Linked DNA regions of Mus musculus: region 2 is linked to region 1. Evidence: chromatin loops called from intact Hi-C (ENCODE). Cell type or tissue: left cerebral cortex. All regions are shown on one strand.

Evidence for each region. Peaks named below come from ENCODE experiments on the same cell type or tissue, not always from the same donor. Only the 100,000 strongest peaks of a DNase experiment are listed, where the experiment ranks them.
Region 2: a loop joins it to region 1, with 8 times the contacts of the local background. A loop is called at or near these places in 2 of 42 quality-filtered maps.

Annotation. Positions count from the first base shown.
Region 1 is chr7:40,935,966-40,943,965 of GRCm38, reverse strand. No RefSeq gene overlaps it. Among named protein-coding and RNA genes, the nearest start is that of Vstm2b, 41 kb to the right of the region's middle. In left cerebral cortex, a CTCF peak has its summit at 1,256 (motif pointing right); DNase peaks (open chromatin) are centred at 1,259 and 4,415.
Region 2 is chr7:40,809,608-40,817,607 of GRCm38, reverse strand. No RefSeq gene overlaps it. Among named protein-coding and RNA genes, the nearest start is that of Gm51479, 80 kb to the left of the region's middle. In left cerebral cortex, a CTCF peak has its summit at 4,532 (motif pointing left); a DNase peak (open chromatin) is centred at 4,455.

The DNA of each region.
Region 1 (8,000 bases):
CTCTGGAATACAATGCTGTGTGCCCCTCCCTAAGCCACATATCTGCTTCTGATGGAAGAAGGAAGGGAAATTTTCTCTTACCATTTGCCAACCTCATGGTTTTTTTCAGACTCTGTTGAAATTGCACTGCTGCTCCAAATAGATGCTGCTCGTACACTGAGAGTAGGTTGACAGGTCCCTTTGCTAATAATAAGAGAAGAGCTCAGAAGGGCAGGACTGGCCACTTTTGTGAGAACCATTGAAACAGGGGAATCTAGAGCTGGTGGAGTGGAAGCTGTGGATAGCACAGAGGAGAACGGAGCAGGTGAGGAGTAAGGGTTGAAGGGAGTATGCAGTGTGTATGGCATGGATATGACCAGAGCCCATCACAAGATGAGGGATGAACAGAGGGTGAAATATATAGGGGTCCAGGGTAGGAATCTAATGGTTATCTGGGCAAGGAAGGGGCAGCTGAAACAGCCCACTCCGATGTGAACAACTGAAGTGGCTGAGCTAGAAGTACTGTGTCCAGATGTAGAAAGGCATCTTATTTTTTAATTTTTTATTAGGTATTTTCCTCATTTACATTTCCAATGCTATCCCAAAAGTCCCGCATACCCTCCCCCCAACTCCCCTACCCACCCACTCCCACTTCTTGGCCCTGGCGTTCCCCTGTACTGAAGCATATAAAGTTTGCACGATCAATGGGAACTAACCAGAAAGGCATCTTTTAATTAACCAGTAATGTTCCAGTCATGGTCTCTGGCAGATGATGGGGTGAATCTCAAGTCTGGGATCTGATCTGATCTCATTTGATCATTACTTGCTGAAAGTAATTTCTTGGCTGCAAGTTTAATGGTTGGGTTTGTAGACTGTGTTAAATGTCCCTGTGTTAAAAAAAAAAAAAAAAAAAAAAAAAAAAAAAAAAAAGCCTCATCAAAATGTCATTGACAACTCACTCCTTATCACATCTCCTCAGAACAAAGTCTTCCTTTTAATCTTTGCTGTTAAGCAAATAGGCTCTCTTGATGGGCTTGAGGAGGGGTGGGTAGCCTACCCAGGAAGCCTGAACAGGGCCTAAGCATGTCCTTATTAGTGGATCTTGGCAGCTGAGCATCTGCATGGCTACATTAGGACCTCCTGAGAGTCTGTCAGAGATGCAAGTTCCTGGGCTAACCATGGGAAGCACATCTCACTGCCATCTTCCTGAAGGACTGCTAGGGTGGGTGCACATTACAGCATCTTTCAGGCCAAGTGGGCATCACTGGATTTCCTTATGACTACCAGTAGATGGAGCTGGTGCCTTTGTAATGGTAAAGTGGATTAGCAAGGGAAAAAAGGAGAAAAAGAGGAAAGGAGGGGAAAAGACAGGAAGACAGTAGTGGAGAGAGGGAAAGACAGAGGTACAAAAACATGCTTGCTTTTGTCTGGATTATAAGACCTGGCCTGCAAAGCCCTGAAAAAAACTGAACCAACGGACACAGAGAAAGGATGTGGTTTAGCAGTGGGCAAACAAGATGGCTCAATGGGTTAAGATACCTACCACCATTGCAAACTTTATATGCCCCAGTACAGGGGAATGCCAGGGCCAAGAAGCAGGAGTGGGTGGGTGAAGGAGCAGGGCGAGGGGGGGGGGAGTTATAGGGAACTTTCGGGATAGCATTTGAAATGTATATAAAGAAAAATATCTAATAAAAAAATCTTTCTCAAAAAAACAAAAAATAGATACCTACCACCAAGTCTGATGACCTGTCCCTGGGACTCACTTGGTAGTGAATGAATAACCACAAGCTGTTCTCTGACCTCCAAATACTTATGGTATGTAACTCCTGGCAAATGAATGTAATAAAAATTGTTTTAAAAAAAGTCTTTTTAAAGAATCATTTCAGTTTTTTAATCACGTATGTGCATCCATGTGGGTACGTGCCTATGAGAGTGAGTATCTAAGGAGTCCAGAGGTGTCAGATCCCCTAGATATGGACATACAGGTACTACTAAGATATGTGCTGGGAACTTAACTCAGGTCCCTTTGTAAGACCAGTAAGCGTTCATAACTTCAGAGCCATCACTCTAGCTCCCCCATCCCCAAAACATATCTTAGAAAATGTAGTGCAGTTGTTTTAGTCTACCTGAACAGTTAAGCTAGTGATTGCTCTTGAGAACATCCATCGAGTCTAACAGGCTTACAGACAGTAACTGACTCCTCACCTTCTAGTGGCTGGAAGGTGTAAGAAAAAGGCAGTGGAAGATTTACTTTCTGGTGAACCTCTTATCGACTCAACAGTAGTATCATCACATAGAACAAGAAGCCTCTCTCTCTCTCTCTCTCTCTCTCTCTCACACTCACACACACACACACACACACACACACACACACACACACCACTTCTACAGGGGTGAAAATCTTAAAAAGAGCTCTCTCCTGGTCTATTCACCCCATAGGGACTCCATTATAACCATCACCTGAAGAGGTAGGATTTCACATCTGAAATTTGGAAGGTTCTTAAACACTCAGATCCTAGAAGGCAGTCAGAATTTCTCTCTGGCTACCACCCCATCCTATGACAAATGAAATTTCACCCTTGGCTATCATGAAGCTGCTGCTGTCCTGATAAAGACCAGGATAACACTCAGCTGTTGGCTGGGGTCCACGGTACATGTACAGAGCCTGATTTTGACTATCCTGAGCAGGGGAGAATATCTGCTAATAGAATCATAATCAGGAGTTCATGGAAGTAACCCTAAGGGAGCTGAGTGAGTCAGACTGAAGAAGCCACAGTCAGGGCCTTAGAGAAGGACAGTCTGGTAGATGAGGTCGTCTTTACCAGGGCGTGTTTAGAAGCTGTTTCGTTCATTAGTGTGAACTCTAGCAGCACCTGGTAACATCTCTCAGATGGAGAAAGTAGGGGTATGCTCACACTTCCTCATTGTGGGCCCACTTCTTACTTAGCTGCAGAAAATGATATCATAATAATTACTCAAGAAAACACCAACTTTGTGTCATAGTGAAAGAAGAAGGGTGGCAAGACACTAAACCCTGCAAAGATCCTTGTTCTAGAACCAGGATTTTCTTGTGGGTAATTCCAAAAGAGCAGAGAACATTATCTTAGAAAAAGAAGAGCTAATAGATGTATTGTCAAGCTCACTCTTGTGGGATGCTGAGGTGGGGGCTTAGTTGCACACTGAAAATAAGAATACAAGGAAGCTCCAAGGCACCATTCTTACTTCTGTGTGTCCCTCTCTGTGGCTGATGGGGCATGGGGCTTAAAGGAGACCTTGGAAAGAAAAGCAGAGACACCAAGTGTGTCTGATTAATCTTTCTTTTGCACAGGAGCCTTGCTCAGTGCTCTAGAAGCTTCCATCCCAACAAGACTACAGTTGTAAATGCCTGAGAGGATGTCATACGTGTAACAAGAAGCATCTACTACAGTTGTAGCACATCTCAAGAACTAGTCTCTACCTACCATTTGGTCATGGGATCATGTAGACTGCAGGAATTTTGTGGATGCCCTGAAGGGGTGAGACCTTATCACAAGGTAATTTGCATATGACCTTCCATCTGAATTTCTCCATTGAATCTTTTTCCTTGATTTGTGTTTTGTTTATTTTTCTGAGGTTTGACCTTGCTATGTATATGTAGCTCATGCTATACTTGAACTTATAGCAATCCTCCTGCCTCAGGCTCCTGGATGCTGGAACTAGAGGCATTTGGCACCACACCTAGCTGTCCCTTTTATTCAAGAGAATAAGACTAGACAGCTCCTGTGCAAAAGAAAGATTAATCAGACACACGTGGTGTCTCTGCTTTTCTTTCATTGTCATTGACTAGACAGCTTAGAAACAAGCCAGGACAAAGTCTCCTGACTTGCTCATGGTTTTATGGATTTCATTCAATGGTTTGTAATCTATAGCAAGTGTTACTGTAGCATTCAGTCACCTTGCATCTGCTTAATAAAGTAAAACCAATTGCTAAAAATACTTCCTACTGGATAAATCATTTTCCTTGTCCCTGACTCATAAAATTTAAAAGGAAATGGGAAATATCTCATTTACTTGACTCATTCTAGTTTTCCACACAATCAACAAAGATTGAGACCTGGATTGCTCTGTTTCCTTGTAGTATCTCCACACAGCTGCCTTGTTCAGTTGTCTCCCATGGGTGCCTGTGCACAGAACAGCCTGGCTCTGGCAGGGAGAAAAGCTGGCGTTTGTTTCAGAGTTTTTCTTGTTGCTTCTGTTGTGGCATGCCCTCCTTACCCACCCATCTGTCTCTACCATGACAGTTAGCCTGTGGTTCACATGACACTGTCTTTCCCAGGATGCTGGAAACACTCAGTGCATACAACTCTCTTGGCTGACTCCACTGGGCATATGCTGCATGTCGCATCTCTTGTCCAGCAGTTTATTCATGTTCTTGATCTGGTTCTGAGACTCCTACACAGTCTGCCTTTGGCTCAGACAACCCAAGATTTTCTGGGCTTTGTCTCCATATTTCTAGACACCTCAGAAAGGCTTCCACTTCTGGTGACAAACACTTGTGAAAAAAAAAATATCATTGGGTTTTGCCCAAGTGTTGCTTGTAGGGAAGGCTGACTGCCTGTGTGTCTAACAGAACTCTCCAAACAGGGAGAGGCAGGAGGCTTGTGATGGCTCATCATCTCAAACAACACTTTTGCTCAGTCTGGGCAAGCACTGCTGTCCATGCTCCCCAGGGACCCCATCACAGTAAACTAATTCTCCTGAATTCCATTCTAAACTCGTTAACTATGTTTGCTGTAGTTCAACTTGAATTCTAGTTAACTGTTTATTCCTCGGCTTCCTTCATCGTGGAATTGAGGGAGGAGGCTTGGCTCATAGTCAGCAGTGTCTCCTGTTCAGGAAGTCATAATCTGTGTGATAGACGAATGCATGTCACTCTGCCCTAGCTCTCCATGGCCTTGTATGCCTATGTCCCTCGTGGCTGCTATCCCTGTCGTTCTTGGGCAAGATTTTGAATATACAATATGGTAAATGATCACCCAACACAGATAATGCCTCAGCCTTTCCACTTACAAAATCTGCTGGTTGCCACACTGAGCCATCCAGGAGGTGAGATTGAAAGTGATGTTTCTAGAAAGTGTCTTCCATGGAGTAAACGTGCTTGTGACAGCAGGTGGAGAGAGGTATCTTTACAGATTATAGTTGGAGTATGTGAAAATGTATTTTTAAATTAATTTTATTGTGTTGATCTTATTACAGAAATAAAAAATCTTTTTACAGAATAGGTGACCCTCAATCAGGCATATGATTCCATCTACCAGAAAAACATACCTTTTTATTTTTCTTTGAAGTGCTGGGCTTGGAAGCCAGAGAATTGTCTATACTAGGCACCTGTTCTATCATTAACCAATACACCAGTCCAAGAAAAAATTTTTAACACCTTGATATATAGATTTGCAAATCATTGTGTGCGTGTGTGCCTGTGTGTCTACATGGTTCTCTTTAAGAATTCAGGTCTTACTTAAAATCTGTTGTGAAAGATTTCTGTTAAAAGAAACTGTGAAGTGAACCCTTTGAGAGGGGAATCATTCTGTAGAATCATTTGTGCTATTGGTTCAAGTAAGACCTAGAGATCATTAACTATGATCAAGGGTAAGTGGGTGTTGCGATTGTCTCACAATCTGAAATTTTCTGTCTCTATCTCTGTTTTGCAGCTTTAGTTTGTTAATGGCTATTTTTCATGATGGTTCTTAAACACTTTAACCTCCCTTTTAACCCACCGCCCACCAGAGGGAGTGAAAAAAGAAAGGATAGGGGGGGGGGGAGGGAGGGTCGGGGAGGTGGGGTGGGGGAAGAAGACCTGTTTAAAAAGGTTCTTTGGAGCAACTCCCATCTGTGTTGTCTGGAAATCAGCAGTTCAGTTCACAAATTAGCAGCGACAGCTCAATCCACTCACAAACACTTCATGGATACACCAACAATCTAGATCAGTGGTGCATGGATAGGACAGGTGTTAAGAACTAGCAGGAACAACCAGGAAGGAGGGATTCAGACCAGCGGGGATGTCAGGAGAAGTTCTCAGCTCTGTGTCTTTCTAGATGAAGCAAAGATCAGTGAAGACCTGAGACCAAGAACCATTTAGCTATGTAAGCAAGTCAAGGTCAGCCTCCAACACTGTCCCTCAAGTCTTTTTATACTCCTTCCAAACATCACATATCCTCCATGGGTTTTGTCTCAGCACGTGAGTCTGTCTCAGCTGACACCACTCTGCCAATCAGGCAAAGTCCAAGGAAGCAGCAAAAACTATAGCAACCACCACAAGTTTTTTGGTGTGTTTCTCTCTATGGAGTCCTGACAAATGGAGCTCAACTATGCAATGTAAGGTGGACCAATGCATGTGGTCATTAAGTGAAGAATCCTTCATCACGTGTCTTTCACATGCTTGCTTTAGCAGAACATCCTCTGTCCTGTGTCTGCTTCAGTCAAACATTGCTTCACAAGACTGTCTTAGCCTTTTACCTGTGTCCACTTCAGGAAAACACTCCTTCATGTGTTTGCCCCAGCAACACAACTGACTATCCAAAGAACCCTTGAGTTTCCACTTCACTGTCTCTTCTTCCACTCACCTACCTACCCATCTATTTACTCCCATTCATCTCTACTCACCAACCCCTATTCATTAATCCAACTACTCAGCCCACCTAGCCACCTAGCCATCCATCTATCCTTCTACCCACCATGCATTGGTGCATGTGTGTATCCAGCCAGCTATGCTCTCCAGCCATCAATTAATTCATCTATCAATCTACCCAAACATGTTTCAATTCATGCATTCATCCATCTGTTATCATTCATTGGCCAATTATGTATTTCCTAATTGTGTATTGAGAGACTGACACGAAAAGCCCATGGGAAAAGTCAGGCTAGTTGATTGAGAGCCTCCTCAGGGAGTCCCATGCATGTAGTGCTACGTATTTATGCCATTCCCCAAGGACTGGATTACATGGTGAAAGATTAACATCCCTGCTGCACAAATTAAAAGTGCTCTATTATTTGCAGCATGGAGTAGACCAGCTGAAGATCAGGCATCTTCTTTTTGAACAGCATAATTAAATACCTCTCAGCCTGAAACCCTTGCTATATTGATTTGAATTAATTATTTGTGCGTTTGTACTCTCCTGACTTCCCCAGCCCAGGAATGCCACACCGTGCAACACTGCCCAGCCACCAACTCTCCATCCACACTCCCTAGTCAGAAAGTGTTGACAGTTCTAAGCACAATCAATCAGTCCAATGGAATCAAATTTTGCTGATAAAGGAGAGACTTGCTTGGAAAATTGACATCCTATTTAATGGGAATTAGCATTCTGAAATACAAGTGTGGAGTTTTATGCCTAAAAGCACCAATTTGTTAGATTGGGGTTTGGAGAAGCTGCAGGGGGTGGCAGTGGGAGAAGCTGGGGGCTGGGGAAGCCAGGGCAGCTTGGATAGCCACTGCCTAGCCTTTTGGAATTTAGAGAACAGGAGTCTGTTGAACTGCTCATGGGACTGGCTTGATACGGCAGCAGATTTCCTTATAAACATGCTCACTGCAGACTTTTTTTCCAAAGCCATACAGGCAAAATTGTATACTGTAATCTACCCAAAGAATTATGCATTGGAAAAAAAAATAAGTCAACATTTTCCATGAAAATGGAAACCTAAGTCATCTGTCATCCAGTCTAACTGTGTTGATGTCATCTTAAACAGTAAACAGGACACATATTTTGATCAATAACCTGGTTCAGACTAGGAGTTAACATATACCTGTAGCTCCTCCTTTGGAGGAACACTCTGATACTCTGCCCTGTCTCCTACCCTGGAAAGCCATTAGAGGCCACAGGCAGCGGGAACTGTGCATGAAAGATTGGATGGAAACCGTCAACATGCAAGCTCTCATTCCCACAGGTGCTGAGACCATGTGTCTCTCTGAGGCCAGCGGGTAGCCACCTGGTTGGTAGGCTTTAAGAGAAGCAGGGAGACAGTTTCTGTCACCACGTAGG
Region 2 (8,000 bases), 130 kb after region 1:
CCAGCTGACCAGCAACCACAATTCTTAATTCAAATACATTGCACGAATGTCCCTGACAGATAGAGTCTTTGATTCCCTCAGAAACTTCACAAGCCAGCCTTCCATTGTCTGCATTTCTCTCTGCATTCTTATCTCCCAAGCTCCCTCTATGACAGCCCATTATTCTGCTAGCACTCAATGACTTTTCCAGCCCCCAACTCCCAATCTTCCTTCCCCAAAACAACACAGTCAGGTACAATAAAATACTACCTTCTGGTTTCAATTCCTCGCTTAGTTTCTTTTTTTCTTCTGCAATAAAACACTGACCAAGAGTAACTTTAGGTGGGGAAAAGAGCTTATTTTGTCTTCAAACTCCCTGGGAAGGGTTTATTTCATCTTAATACTCCATGGTCACATCCATAGTTGAGGGGAGCTAAGACTAGAATTCAAACAGAAACCAGGAAGGAATGGTCCTTATTGGATCACTCACTGTCTCCTGCCCAGCTAGCTTTCTTTTACAGCCCAAGATGACCTGGGCTAGGGATGACACTGCCCATGTGGATATACATCAGTCACCAGTCAAGACAGACTCTCAAAGGCATGGGCACAGGGCCGTCTTTTGGAGGCAATTCTTCAATTGATGTTCTCTCTTCCCAGATGACTGTAGGGTGTTCTAAGTTGTGTCAAATTGAAAACAACAGGACATGCAGCAACTACCACCACCACCACCACCACCACCACCACCACCACCACCACCACCACCACCACTATCACCACCATCATATCGGCAACAAAACCACAAACAGCAACAGCAAAAGACCTAATAAAGACACATTGTTTCTTGCTTCTCGGCATACAACCAGCAGGGAAGGTGCCCAAAAGTCATTAAGATGAGCCTTTAGCACCCCTCACCATGCCTGCCTCCTCATTCGTGTGTAAAGCAGCTGACTCATGTCATTCCCTGCACAAATACAGTTTCCCAACAGACAAGGCATTAACATCACCATTGAAGCAATCTCTCTCCTTTATGCAGACAAGTTCCAACAGATTCTGTAACTTCTGCAAACACATGCTGCAGGAGCCTAGAGATGGTGTCACTCCCAAGGTATCCTTACGGTCCAGCCTCCTGCTTCTACTGAATTGGGAATGCATTGAGGGGTGAACCCCATTTCCTCATATGTATATTCTTGAGTGCTTCCTTACTGCACTTGAATAAAGTAATCAACTGCATGGCTGAAGCTAGACTCCTGTCTCCTGGAGCTGTCTGCAGGGAGAGGGAGCCAGAAATTAACTCTGAGCTTTTTCACTAGGATTTACAACTGAACCTGCTTGGTTTTCTCTTCACAGTTGTTTACTTGCTTGTTTGGGGACAAATTCTTACTATGTAATCAAAGCTTACTATGTAACCAACTTGCTGTGTAGAGCAGCTCAACTTGAACTTGTGATCTTTCTGCTCCTGCCCCTTGCGTGCTGATATTACAGGAATACATCACTGTATCCGGCTTTTATGCTTGGCATTCTTATAGGAATGGTGAGACATTGAGTTTTAGTTTCTTGAAACAGGACACCTGCTTGTCTCTGAGGTACTTTCAGAGGCTTCTCACAGGATGGTGTGAACAGCACAGAGTATATCTCTGTGGCTTCAGTGGGAGTGCCACAGCCTCATTCTCTGGTCTAGTAAGATCTGTCATGTCCTGCAGTGGCAGAGGAGCAGACCTTTCATTCATACTGATGTTCACAATGCTAAGTGATGGTGACTTGCAGCTATTAGCAGGGCTGAGCCCTCTGGGATGTGCACATTCCTGTGAAGAAAAGCAGAGCCCAGGAAGAACCTCCCCAGGCTGCACTTCAAAGGCAGAGTGACAGCCAAGTGTCTTGTCTCCAGATTGTGTCCTCCATCACAATTCACATCCTGTAGGTCTAGCAGGATCTGCTGTTATCGACTACTACATAGAGCCTATGGTGTAGAAGGGGGGTGTTTGGTCCCCACTTGTTCCTAAGGAGTGTGAATAGCCAGCTAGTCAGGGGGTAGTTGCAGGGCCTCTGGCAGTAACAGAATGACTGAGGCCCCAAAAGAGCAAGCTGTGAGTGGGTGGGCTACAACTGATGCTCTTTGGGCCAAAGGCAGGCTTAGAACACAGGAATGGGAGTTCTGAGGATCAGCACAGTAGGCTTCAGCCATCTAATGTGGCACTATAACTCAACCCTAGCACCCATGTCCCTGGAGATTTGGGGGAGGGGGGTGTCTTCTACAAGGTACAGTAGAGAGAACAGTGTCTGGGTAGTGGAAGGAAGGGTATAGGGCCAGACAGAAGGTAGATGGAAGTATAGCTAGTCTGTCCTGAAGACCCAGTGGGGGGAGTGTGCCCATTAGTGTGAGCAGGGTCTACTCTGCATGCTACCTCTTCTCACCCTCTACCCCAGGAGCCTTGGCTGATCTGATCGCTGCACAGCCTATCCTGGCTGTGAGAAACTGCTAATGACATGATGAGTGAAATCTCTCACTTAGCACAGAAAACCTCACAAAAAGGCCATGACTCTTCTTATTCATGTTGTCACTGAAGGATCCCACTGGGCATAAGCAGCTGTGATTGCAATGACAGCAACTCTGACTGGGAGACTGGTTCTCTGCTCCTAGCCCTTTGCTGTGAGACGGGATGACAAAGGCCACAGTACAACTCAATAGATGGATGAGACCTCCTGATGGATGGTGACCTCTGAAAAAGGACATTTGGAGTTCTTTGCAGTCCAAGAAGGACAAGATGACTAAGGTCTCTCTCTGTCCCTAACTTAAGCACCTTGGCTAATATCTTCCCTGGTAGGGATACTGACTCAAATTCGGGGCCAGGGGTATCTTGGAACTCCTGGATCCATGGCAGGAAGATATTTGAAGAAGGCATGCATTGGCCCAGCTCTGGTGTCTCTGTTTCACACACTGACAGAACTTGTGATTGGTTGACACCTTGGAATTTTCTTTACACCAGGACCAAGAAAAAGAGGAGGAAGAGGCAAGTTCATGAACTGGGAACTCTAGAGAGAATGTCTTTGGGGAATTCATGAGTGCTGAGCCAGGATGTGTGGACTGGTGTCCAGGCAGTGGAGCTCTATACCAGTCAGTTCTGGCCTGGAATCCCTCAGGCACCTCCTCTTAGGATTTTGGTTCAATCTAATTTATCATGAAAGATGGGAGGGCTAGTGTAAGGAATGCCTAACTGTGGGGCATTGGGCTATGCACAGACAGCCTGGTTTCCAGTCAAGCTGAGGTGTGGAACCCCAGGACCCGGTGGTGATAATTCACCTACATGGGACGGAAGTTCTCTCATGTCTCCTGGAACCCTGGCTCCTGTTGAAGTTACTGCTCCCCTCAGCCCCCACAAGAGAAGCATGGTTAGTAGTCACATGGGCAATGTCGCAAGTTTTTGACCTTCAGGCTAAACTCCTCCCCAGTTACCTAGCAACAGTAAAGATAGCAGCATACCTTAAGAGGTGCTGTTTGGCCCCTCCTCACTCTCTCACTCCTCTTGCTCTCTTGTTCTTTCTCCTCTCCTCTCTTTCTTCTTGTTCTCTCCTCTCCTTTCTCTCTCTCTCCCCTCACTTTCTAGCCTTTCTTCTCTCTCTCTTCTTTTCCGTTTCTCTCCTCTTGGCCATGTCCAGTCTCTCTCTGTGTCTCTTTTACCTTCTCCCTTTCTCCCTGCCTTTCTACAATAAAGCTCTAAAACCATAGACTGTCTCTGTTCATTTGTGTTTACTCTCGCCTGCGTGGGAACCTCTCTCCCTATGCCCTATCCCATAACCCTGGGGCACAGGGTGTTGCCCTAGGGCTCCCCAGTCCGGGGCTGCCCCTGGTCCACCACCCCCCAACCCCCACCCCAGTTGAGTGGAGTCAGTGGCTTAGATGCCCACCCAGGGCCAAGTGGAAAGTGTCTAATCAGCCCTCCTGCGTCTTCCTGCCCAGAGCATAGGAGGAACTCTGGCCAGATGTGGGCTATCCTCCCTCCCCCGTCTTTCCCTGGCCCCCTTTAGTTCCCACACCTAACCTTCCTAACCTTGTCCTGCAGAAAGTTTCTTTGAGCCTTGTGCTCTGGACATATAGTGACACAGATTGCAAGGATGAGCCAGTACAAGGAGTGGCAGGGTCGGTACCTGTAGTCAGGGTAGAGCCAGAGCTGAGGACCTGGGTCCCTTCCAGTCTTGGTGACATTATTGCTTGACCTCACTGTGCTTCTCCCTGGGAAGTCTGGCTCCTAGCGATGTGGTTGAGTAGTGCTGGGTCACACAGCCTGCTGAGACCAAAGGTAGAGTTGATGTCCCAGCTTAAAGAGACTGAAATCTGCCTCTTCCTTCCTGCGTTGCTATGTGTGTGTAGAATATGAATCAACCTGAGAGGATCTCCGAATGAGCAGCAACTTGCCTCTTGCTTCTGCCTCCCAACTCGAGAAGCACGTTTTCCTGCCTACTCTGTCTCTATCCTTCCTGGAGATGGGTTTGGTGTGTGGGAGGTGCAAACATGTGGAGTCCATGAACTCCAGTAGTGGTATGGTTTGCTACTATTGTCCCCTACTGGTGACAGCAGCTTAGGCCAACTAACATGGCTCTCTGCCCATTCCTGTGTCCAGAGCCTGGCTTACTGACAGGACCTGGACAAAAGGATAATGTTGCAGTCATAGTAAAAACCATAAAGGCTCTGGTGGGATGTGTTTCTTGTTTCCCAATTCTTGTATTCTGGGAACTTCTTGGGGACAAAGATAGTGTGAGATAGCATGCCCAGCACTGGCCACACAGCAGCATACTGTAAGACTTGGCTTTGGCATCTACCTCCCCTGTGCTCACTGCAGGAGGAGAGAGGAGGTCCTCTCTCACAGGATCTTCTCTAGTGTAGGTGTAAGGTGAGATTGGTTGGGGTGTTATCCTAGAACCCAGGACTAGATGAAGTATATCTATCTGTGTGTTAATTCCACCCTGCTCTCCCATGGGACAGGTGAGATCTGTCCACCTGTTTCGCTTAGATGTCCTCAGTACTCTCCTACTCTCTGTCACACCTCAGGATGGCTGCAGTCCCTTTCCTGCTCACATCTTCTTGTGTGTCTGGACATATAATGACACAGATCGCAAGGATGAGCGTCCTGTGTGTCTACCTCCTGATTGCCTTCCATACTACATGTTTGAATCTAAGTTCGCCCCATGGCCTAACCTGGGACAGTGGCCACCTGCTGGCATAAGGATACAGTGGAGCATTGGTGGGCAGCTCCTGCTTCTTTCTATCCTTGGTCCTCCTTGCTTTGGGATCCTTCCTCTAAATGGGATATGAACTGACCACATGCTATCTTAAGACTCAGCAAACCTTCTAGACCATTCTCAGAAGCAGAAGCATTTGTCTTCAACTAGCTTCTCAATTGTACCCTTTTGGGGAGTTGTAGAACCTTGGTATGTTCTTGGGGGAAGAACTCAAATCTTTTCAACCCAAAATAGCACTTCCCAATGAGTTATGATATCAGACATCTTGATGTTCTGCCTAGACTAGGAGAGGTTCCAAGGGGGTGAGCCACTTTGCTGTTGGCAGGTGTCAAGCTGAGCATTCCATTGTTCTGATTGTTGGGCTCAGACACAATGAGAAAGTAGAACCTCAAGCTTAGAGGTCAATAGTGAAGGAAAAACAAAGGGGTTCTTAAAAACAAACAGTAAGTATATATGCTCTTTCAAGATCCCCTGACTAAGCAGATGGCAGAGACAGCAATAGTGTTATCAGGTGTTACTCAGCAAGAGCCCTTCTGTGGAGACCATCCTAAATCATACTGGAAAAAAAGCCACAGCTCTAGGGAACTATATGGAGCCAAACATGACTTACTAAGTACAGTCTAATCCTTGTCATCCTCAATGATATCAAAGCCGAGAAAAGACTGGTTTAGGCAAGATTAGTCTCTCTCCCTACCTCCTTCTTTTTTCTGCTTCTGTTTATGTTTTCCCCTCTCATATTTCTTCTCTCACCCCCACTTATTTTTAGAATACAGAATTAAGCGATGGTAATGTTAGGTTTTGAGTGCATTGGGTTCTGGTATAGTGTGGTAGGATTCAGTCTTCTGACTGAAAGGTACATGGCCCATGCTTTATCTTACCACTGGCTTGACTGGGCTGTACGTGGCTCTGTAGGCTGTAGAGATGTTGATCTGTTAGCGATCAAGACAGCTACAAGTGACTTCACAACAATTGAGCATCTTCATAGCCAGCTCTCAGGGACCTAGCGACGAGACACTTCATTTCTAGCAGCCCAAGAGGCAACAGCTCACTCTTGTGTCCACCCCTTTGCACATGCGCCATGGCCTCTGAGGCATGTCCCTTCGCACATGCGTCACGGGCCCAGTATAAATCTCGATCTCCTTGCCCCCCATCCCTCTTCTTCTCCCTCCTCTTCCAGAGGCTGCCTCTGTCTCCCCATCCCAACACACCTCCCATATGAGACCTGCTACATGGTGTGATTTGTTTGAGACGTGCCACTTACTTCTAACAATCACACCTCAACTAGCTCCTGAACACTAGACTTTAGAAGATACTTTGGAGAAAGAGCCACACGGCATCCAGAACCAGAGGCACCCAAGTGAATGTTGAATAGGTGGGTCGCAGACCTTGGCAGGCTCCCTTAGACTGAGGCCTTTGAATCCTACTCTCCACCCCCACCCCTTCCATCTCTTATTGGAATTGTTGGATGCCACAAGGTTGGAGGTTTTAGTGTACACATGTCTAGTTCCAGCTCTCTGGCCTGTATAGACGCCCAATGAATATTGCTGAATTAGGAGACCTGGCAGGTAGACTCCTCCCAGGATCCTCTGGGAGATGTTGAACATTGAACACTGTTTCCATAGGACTCCCATCCTTGCCCCAGGCAAAAGTGCAATTTCCAGCAAGCAGCACGAGGTCTGCATAGACATATATACAAAGTAGCCCAACAGGTCAGTAGTCAGTGTAGATCTTCCTGAGCCTGTCAATGGAAGTAGTGCATAATTAAATGCCATTAAATGGACTTAGACACATCCAAGTTCATTAGCACAAGCGCCAGTTGAGTTTGAGTCATTGCGGAGGCTTGGCAGACAGAGGCAGTGCTGGTGGGAGAGACTTTGCATTATGGGATGGGTGATGAGGGCCTGATGTTTATTCTCTGCCAGATAGGCTAGGTGTCTCTTGGTAGAGAAGAAGGGGCTCCAATCATATGCTAACAAAGGTCTTGTGTGACTGTGGATACTTGCCTACAGGGCTGAGTAGTTAGAACAGAATCTGGCTTTTGCAGGATTGCAGTAGTCTCAAACCAAAGCAGAAGTCTGGGTCTTCTAGCCACCAACCTTCAGACAATATGAGGCTTGCCAGACCACTGAAGAGAATGAAAGGTAGGGAACTCAGCTGTCCTGAGGTAAGCAGCTGGGTCCTGGGCCATGCAGAGGACCAAGGCTGGGCAGGTATGTCTGAGGGGCATGGTGGAAAGAGGCCTTGCAAAGGAAGCTACTGGTACTGCTGGCTAGTGGGGCAGAAGTGTAAACTATATTTAAACTCATGAATACCCCAGTCACCGAGGCATCCAGTTCCACATTTGAGATTCAACCCTGGCGTTAAGCAAGTTCTTCTTCAGGTTTCTCTTAAAATTCAGATCTTTCAGAATGTATGTGGAATGTCAGGTGGCTTCTTATCTCTCCTGCCAGACTGTGTCTCCAGGCCTGACACTGGCCTTTCATCTTTGCACCAGAGTGCTCAAGGCCTGGCTACTTGAATGTGTTTGTTGAGTGAATGAATGATTGGCACTCTGGGCAGGTGTGACTGCATTATCGGGTTGAGAGGGAAGGAGGGCACTGCTAGCAAACACCTTCCCTTTGCCATTCTCCTGCAGACTGAAAGAGTCGAGCTTTTGGCCCTGGCAGCACTGAGTCAGGGAAGGATCATGCAGAAGTGGAGGTACCCTTGACGTGGTATACATATACTTCAACCTCCCAGCAGTTTTAATATCCCCTTCTTTATTACCAGGAGGCTGTTTGGATGAG